Linked DNA regions of Homo sapiens: region 1 is linked to region 2. A link is a loop called in an ENCODE intact Hi-C map of the cell type or tissue named here. Cell type or tissue: pancreas. All regions are shown on one strand. Each heading gives the region's core, and the rest is flanking DNA. Links, peaks and the distances in the headings are about the cores only.

The links. Peaks named below come from ENCODE experiments on the same cell type or tissue, not always from the same donor. Only the 100,000 strongest peaks of a DNase experiment are listed, where the experiment ranks them.
Region 1: a loop joins it to region 2, with 3 times the contacts of the local background. A loop is called at or near these places in 80 of 110 quality-filtered maps.

The regions. Positions count from the first base shown.
Region 1 is chr14:99,673,169-99,675,970 of GRCh38, reverse strand. It overlaps HHIPL1 (HHIP like 1), which reads right to left. Exons shown (of 9, transcript NM_001127258.3): 9 at 1-880. The coding sequence ends at 345. Among named protein-coding and RNA genes, the nearest start is that of CYP46A1, 9.7 kb to the left of the region's middle. RefSeq lists an enhancer at 315-878. In pancreas, for the core only: no CTCF peak of the experiment used is centred there; DNase peaks (open chromatin) are centred at 1,046 and 2,003.
Region 2 is chr14:99,884,173-99,886,974 of GRCh38, reverse strand. All of the region lies in intron 4 of EML1 (EMAP like 1), which reads right to left. Among named protein-coding and RNA genes, the nearest start is that of EML1, 92 kb to the right of the region's middle. RefSeq lists an enhancer at 2,784-2,802. In pancreas, for the core only: a CTCF peak has its summit at 1,418; no DNase peak of the experiment used is centred there.

The sequences.
Region 1 (2,802 bases), core at 46-2,545, 210 kb after region 2:
GCCATGTCCGTCCTCGAAGCCTGGCTGCCCTCCCTCCTCAGGGTCCCACAGCCCGGCTGCTGTTCCTGCTGGTGTCTGAAACGCTTGGAGGTAAGAAAGGAACTCCTCCCGCCCATGATGGACCATGCACTTCCAGAGCCCACACCGCCCCCAACACACACTCCTGCCTTGGGTCTGCAGAGGACACACATGCACTGCAGCGCCTCACACATGTCCCCAGGACAGCACACACCCGCACCCCCTTCACTCTAGAACACGTGTGCACCCGCTGGGCGCACACAGGGCGGAGCGGCCCCTGCCAGGCTCCCCCGCCGGCGGGATGGCCTGGGGCAGCGGCGTGTTGCCTACAGGTCGGGGTTCTGGTGGCTGCACACGACGCCCGCATCCTCGTCGTGCTCGCAGTTGTGGGTGCCCACGCCGTTGTGCTGGCACTCCAGCAGGTTCCGCTCCCAGCCCGCGCAGCGCACATCGTCCAGCAGAATGGGCAGCGAGCCGCCCTGGCCGAACTCGGCTCTCTTGACGGCGCGCACGGCGTAGGCAAACCCCAGCTGGCGACACACGACGGCGGCGCCGCTGATGTTCCAGGAGTCGTCGCACACGGTGCCCCAGCGTCCGCCCACGAACACCTCCACGCGCCCGCTGCCAGAGCTCAGGCCCGCGGGCCGCACCAGGCGCACCTCGCCATCCCGGAACGCCCGGCTCGCCGAGTTCAGCCGCCCCCGCCGCCGCCCGCCGCCCCTCCGGCTCCCTGGCTGCTGGGTGGGCCGCGCTGGCCGCGGGGTTGGCGCGGGGGGAGCGGCCGTGGGGCGCCCTCGGCGGGGCGCCCGCGTGGGCGCCCGCGCTGTAGGCCGCGGGGTGCTCCGTGTCTTCGGGATGAACTCTGCGCAGAGGAAGAGTATGCCGTCAGAGGGACCCAGGCGCCCCTGTCCAGCCCTGCTGCCCACCCTGTGCTGCCCTGCAACCTGTGCGGAGAGCGCAGACTCGGGGAAGGATGTCCTGGGTCTGTCCTGCACTCACACCCAGAAGACGGGATGCCGCCTGCGCTCCCAGTCGTGCTTCCCAGGTCACCCGGACCCAGCAAGATGCCGGCCTGGACTCAGGGGCCAGGGGCTTTTTCAGTCATACAGCAAACACTATCAACTGCTTTGTGCCAGTCTGCTGTTGCTGCGTCTCCCTACCCCAAGCCCCACCTTCCCAGGAGTCCCTAGGTTGGTGGGGGAGCCAGCTCCTGGCACTTCATAACTCTGGAAGGCAATGAAAGGAAGGAGTGTCTGGGAAGGCTTCTAAGAGAAAGTCACCGTTTCATCTTCCAGGCCTTGGTTGTGAGGGTGAGGAAGCTGAGGCCCACAGATGGGTAAAAACTGCTGCGGGTCTGTGGTGGCCAGTGGCCAGCAGGTTGGGAACGGGATACACACAGGGATCCCTGGGGTCAGGGTGAATCTCTTTCCTCCTGGTTCCCAAGGTTGGCACCAGCGGGTTGTCACAGCGGGTACGATGGGGGAACTCTGGTTGTGTCTGGGGAACAAGGCAGAGCCCCTATACCCCACCACAGAGCCTGGGTGCAGTCGGTGCTAGGGAGCTGAGGCAGGTGATTTCCTTTGTCTCTGCAGAATGTGGGGACACGCTTGGCCCAGGTCAGCCACAGGGATAGACCTCAATCTACACTTTGCTGTGCCCAGCTCTACTCCACACAGGTGCAGTGCCAGGCACTGGGCACTGCCATGCGTCACAGCCCAAGACTGTTCAATTACTATGGGGAGGATCCTGGGGCCACCAGGCCAAACCTCTTTAATCCCGCCCCACTTCAGCCAGTCCCACTTTGAAAACCACTGAGAGAGAGCTGAGAAAGGGCCTCTCAGCACAAGGCCAAGCACAGGCCAGGGCCCAGAGCACCATGACATGGGCAAGGCGCTCCCTGTCCCTGCACCCTGGCCCCTGGCCCCCACCTCCTGCTCCTCAGGCTGCCTCACCTCTCCCACTGTGGCTCTTGCTGTTCCCTCTGCCTGCACTGCCACCCCCCTCGGTGCACCCTCCTGAGTGAACCTCCCTCTTGGTGCCAGCCCCCCTCAGTGCACTCCCCCAGGTGCACCCCCCCGTGCAACCTGCCTGGGTGCATCCCCCAACTCTGTGCACCCCCCCTCCATGCCGCCCCCCTCAGTGCACCCCCCCTCCATGCCACCCCCCTTAATGCACCACCCCCTCCGTGCCACCCCCTCAGTGCACCCCCCTCCATTCCACCCCCCTCAGTGCAACCCCTCCAGGTGCACCCCCCTCAGTGCACCACCCCCTCTGTGCCACCCCCCTCAGTGCACCCCCCCTCCATGCCATCCCCCTCAGTGCACCCCCTCCAGGTGTACCCCCCTCAGTGCCATACCCACTCAGTGCCATCCCCCTAGCTGCCACCCCCCTCAGTGCAACCCCCTATTGGTGCACCCTTCCTCTTCTTTTCAGACTCCAGGAACCCCTACCCCCAACCCCAGTCTCCACTGTTCTGGGTGGGTCCTCACGGTACCTGGCACACACTTCGATCACAAGGCCTTGGACAGTAAATGACATCTCTGTCCGTCCCAGCCAGAACAGGGCCTAGTCTGACTTCTCACTGTGGCTCTGGCATCCAGCATGGAGCCAGTAACTAACAAAAGTGCCAGAAACTGCTGAATGAGTAAATGAAAAACTCACCAAGCCCTGAAACCAACTGTGGCCAGAACTCACTTCCAAAATCACTGAGCTCAGACCCTTCCCCCTCTACCCGGGTACCTCTTCAGCCCAGGTGCCTAGCCTCCCTCTCTTCTTGCCCTCCCC
Region 2 (2,802 bases), core at 52-2,551:
AAGTCCAAATCCCTGAATGTGTTCACTGTGGACTTTGGGCACAGGGATGGTCTAAGAGTGGTTGGTTTTTACTCATCTGATAAAGCTCCTATTTGCTGCACCATAGACTGGCATTTATAAGGAGGAGAGTCCAGTGGACGACGTGTCCAGGCTGCAACTCAACAGATATTCACTGTGCCTCAGAGCGGGGATCTGCTCTTATCTCTTTCATCTACATTAACTAACCTAACCCCATGTTCCTGAAAGGGGGCTCTGGGGCCAGATCTTGCAGGTCTTCGACACGTGGTGACATGTGTAAGAAGTCCTGGGCAACTAGGATCAGAGTGGAACTAATAGGAGCCACGTGCTGTTTGAGCAGAGATACTTGCTTTTGAAAGTGATTAATAAGGCTTGATAGAGGAGGAGTCCATTCCAAAGTTAAACATGTGATTTCCCTACAATTTATTAATCCAGAACAACTTTGGCTCTTGGAATAACATGACTTCTTTTTGTTTGAGACAGGGTCTGGCTCTGTCGCGCAGGCTGAAGTGCAGTGGTGTGATCTCGGCTCACGGCAACCTCCACCTCCTGGCTCAAGCCATCCTCTCACCTCAGCCTCCCAAGTATCTGGGACTACAGGCATATGCCACCAAACTCGGCTAATGTTTAGATTTTTTGTAGAGACAGGGTTCCGCCATGTTGTCCAGGCTGGTGTCAAACTCCTGGCCTCAAATGATCTGCCTGTCTTGGCCTCCCAAAGTGCTGGGATTCCAGGTGTGAGCCACTGGGCTCAGCCACATGACTGCTTTTAAAAATGACTTCACGTGATGAAATAAAGTTCCTGCTGGAAGTCAGAATACTCCACCATGGAAATAATGACTCTACAAAAATTGTCCTTAAGCAGCTTTTTATTAGAAATAGGGTCATTTAAGAACCATCTATTCAAAATGTTTAGAAGTTGCTGGAGACTTTATTTGGGACAAAAGCGACTGCTTCATAGACATTTCCAACCAATACTTCCCAGCTTAACATGGTGGAAGGAGCACAGATTTTGAGGCCAGCTGGATCCGTGTTCTAGGGCTTGGGTGAGGGGCTTCACCTCCACCAGCTTAACCTCCTTAATCTAAAAATGGGAATACAACCACTGTGAGGAACAGGTTATTGGCACGATTAAATAAGATATGTTACAATGCGTCCAACATGTTATTAATTAATATGGCTTCCCTCTTCCTCCTCCTTTCACTGCAAAAACCTTTGTATTTCCAGACTCCTCAGCTAACAGTCTCAAAACTAAAACAATATGAAGAATATTAGCACTTATCATTTTGAAATTTATTAAAACATAAATGACCCCATGGCTTGAAGAGTGAAACATTTTTTTCAGTAAAAAATGCGTAAGTCTCATCTTCCAGTGTAAAATGTGGTGTTAAAATTGTCTACCCATAGGTGGTGCTGTTTACATAGTTCTTGAATGGCTGTGGCTTTCAAATGAAATGCAGTCATGGGCTAGACACGGGTGTTTCTGTCAATGATGGACCACATAGATGTCTGTGGTCCCACAAAATTATAATACTGTATTTTTATGGTATCTTTTCTATGTTTAGATACACCAATATTTAACACTGTGTTACCACTGCCTGCAGTATTCCCTATAGTCATGTGCTGTACAGGTCTGTAGCCCAGGAGCAGCAGGCTAGACCATCAGGCTGGACCATGAAGGTTTCTGTAAACACACACTCCATGATGTTCACACAATGAGAAAACACCTAACAATGCATTTCTCAGAATGTGCCTGTCATTAAGTGATGCCTGATCGTATACAATATCCTTCCATCCATTCAACAAATAGTTATTGAGCACTCATGTTCACCAAGTGCTGTGTAAAGTACTAGAGATACAAAGAATAAGAATGGCACGGCCTGGGCCTCCAGAGCCTAAGGGAGGGCAAGCGGTGTGTGCAGCATGGTGAAGGGAGGAGAGCTACAGAGTCACAGATAAAGTTAACAGGCAGTTACGACACCATCTGAAAAGCACTGCTCTCAGACTAGAGAGCCAGGGGAGGCTCCCAGAAAAAGGGGATCCTGAGTTGGGTCTCGAAGGATGAGCTGGAGTTCATCAAAAACAGTCACCTTCCCTGCCCCCACCCCCAGTTCCAGATACATCCACCTGTCACTTGGGAGAGGGGAAAACCCCTCCTCCTCCTAGGTGCTAGAAGGTGTTTGCCTTAGAACAATTCATTAAGCTACGAATTTGCTTGTGTGGTTTTCTGCATCTGTGCTTTATTTTATAGTAAAGTAAAAAGAATTTTCTAAATATGTTATCTTCTTACTTAGATCGGCATGTCTTTAATTAGGTCTGGGCTTGATTGCCTATTCATGAGTTAAGGGCCACTGGTATTTCCTTCTCAGTGAGCGCCTGTGCAGACCCTTTACCATTTTTCTATTCCGTGGATTATCTTGTTCTCCCATTTGTGAGTCCTTTGGGAATTAAGCAAAGCAGCCCTGCAGGCATTGTGCCACTGACATTTGTTAGGAGAATGAGTCTTTCTGTGCTGCTCCTTCCCACTCCCTGCCATGCCTTGGACTACGTTCTGTACACAGCAGGTGCTCCATAAGTCCAGCACAGCAGTGAAACTGAAAGAGCAAGGTGAGAACAATTTTCAGAATTTCTGATTCCTCGCTTTTCAGGCTGGGATAAAGACAGAAACAGGCGCTGGGGAATTCCAAGACATCCCCAAGAAAAAAAGCCCTGCAAGCAGGGGAGTGGGAGGGACACAAGTGTGCAGGCCTCAACTCCAACAGTCTGGGATGCAGACATGACACT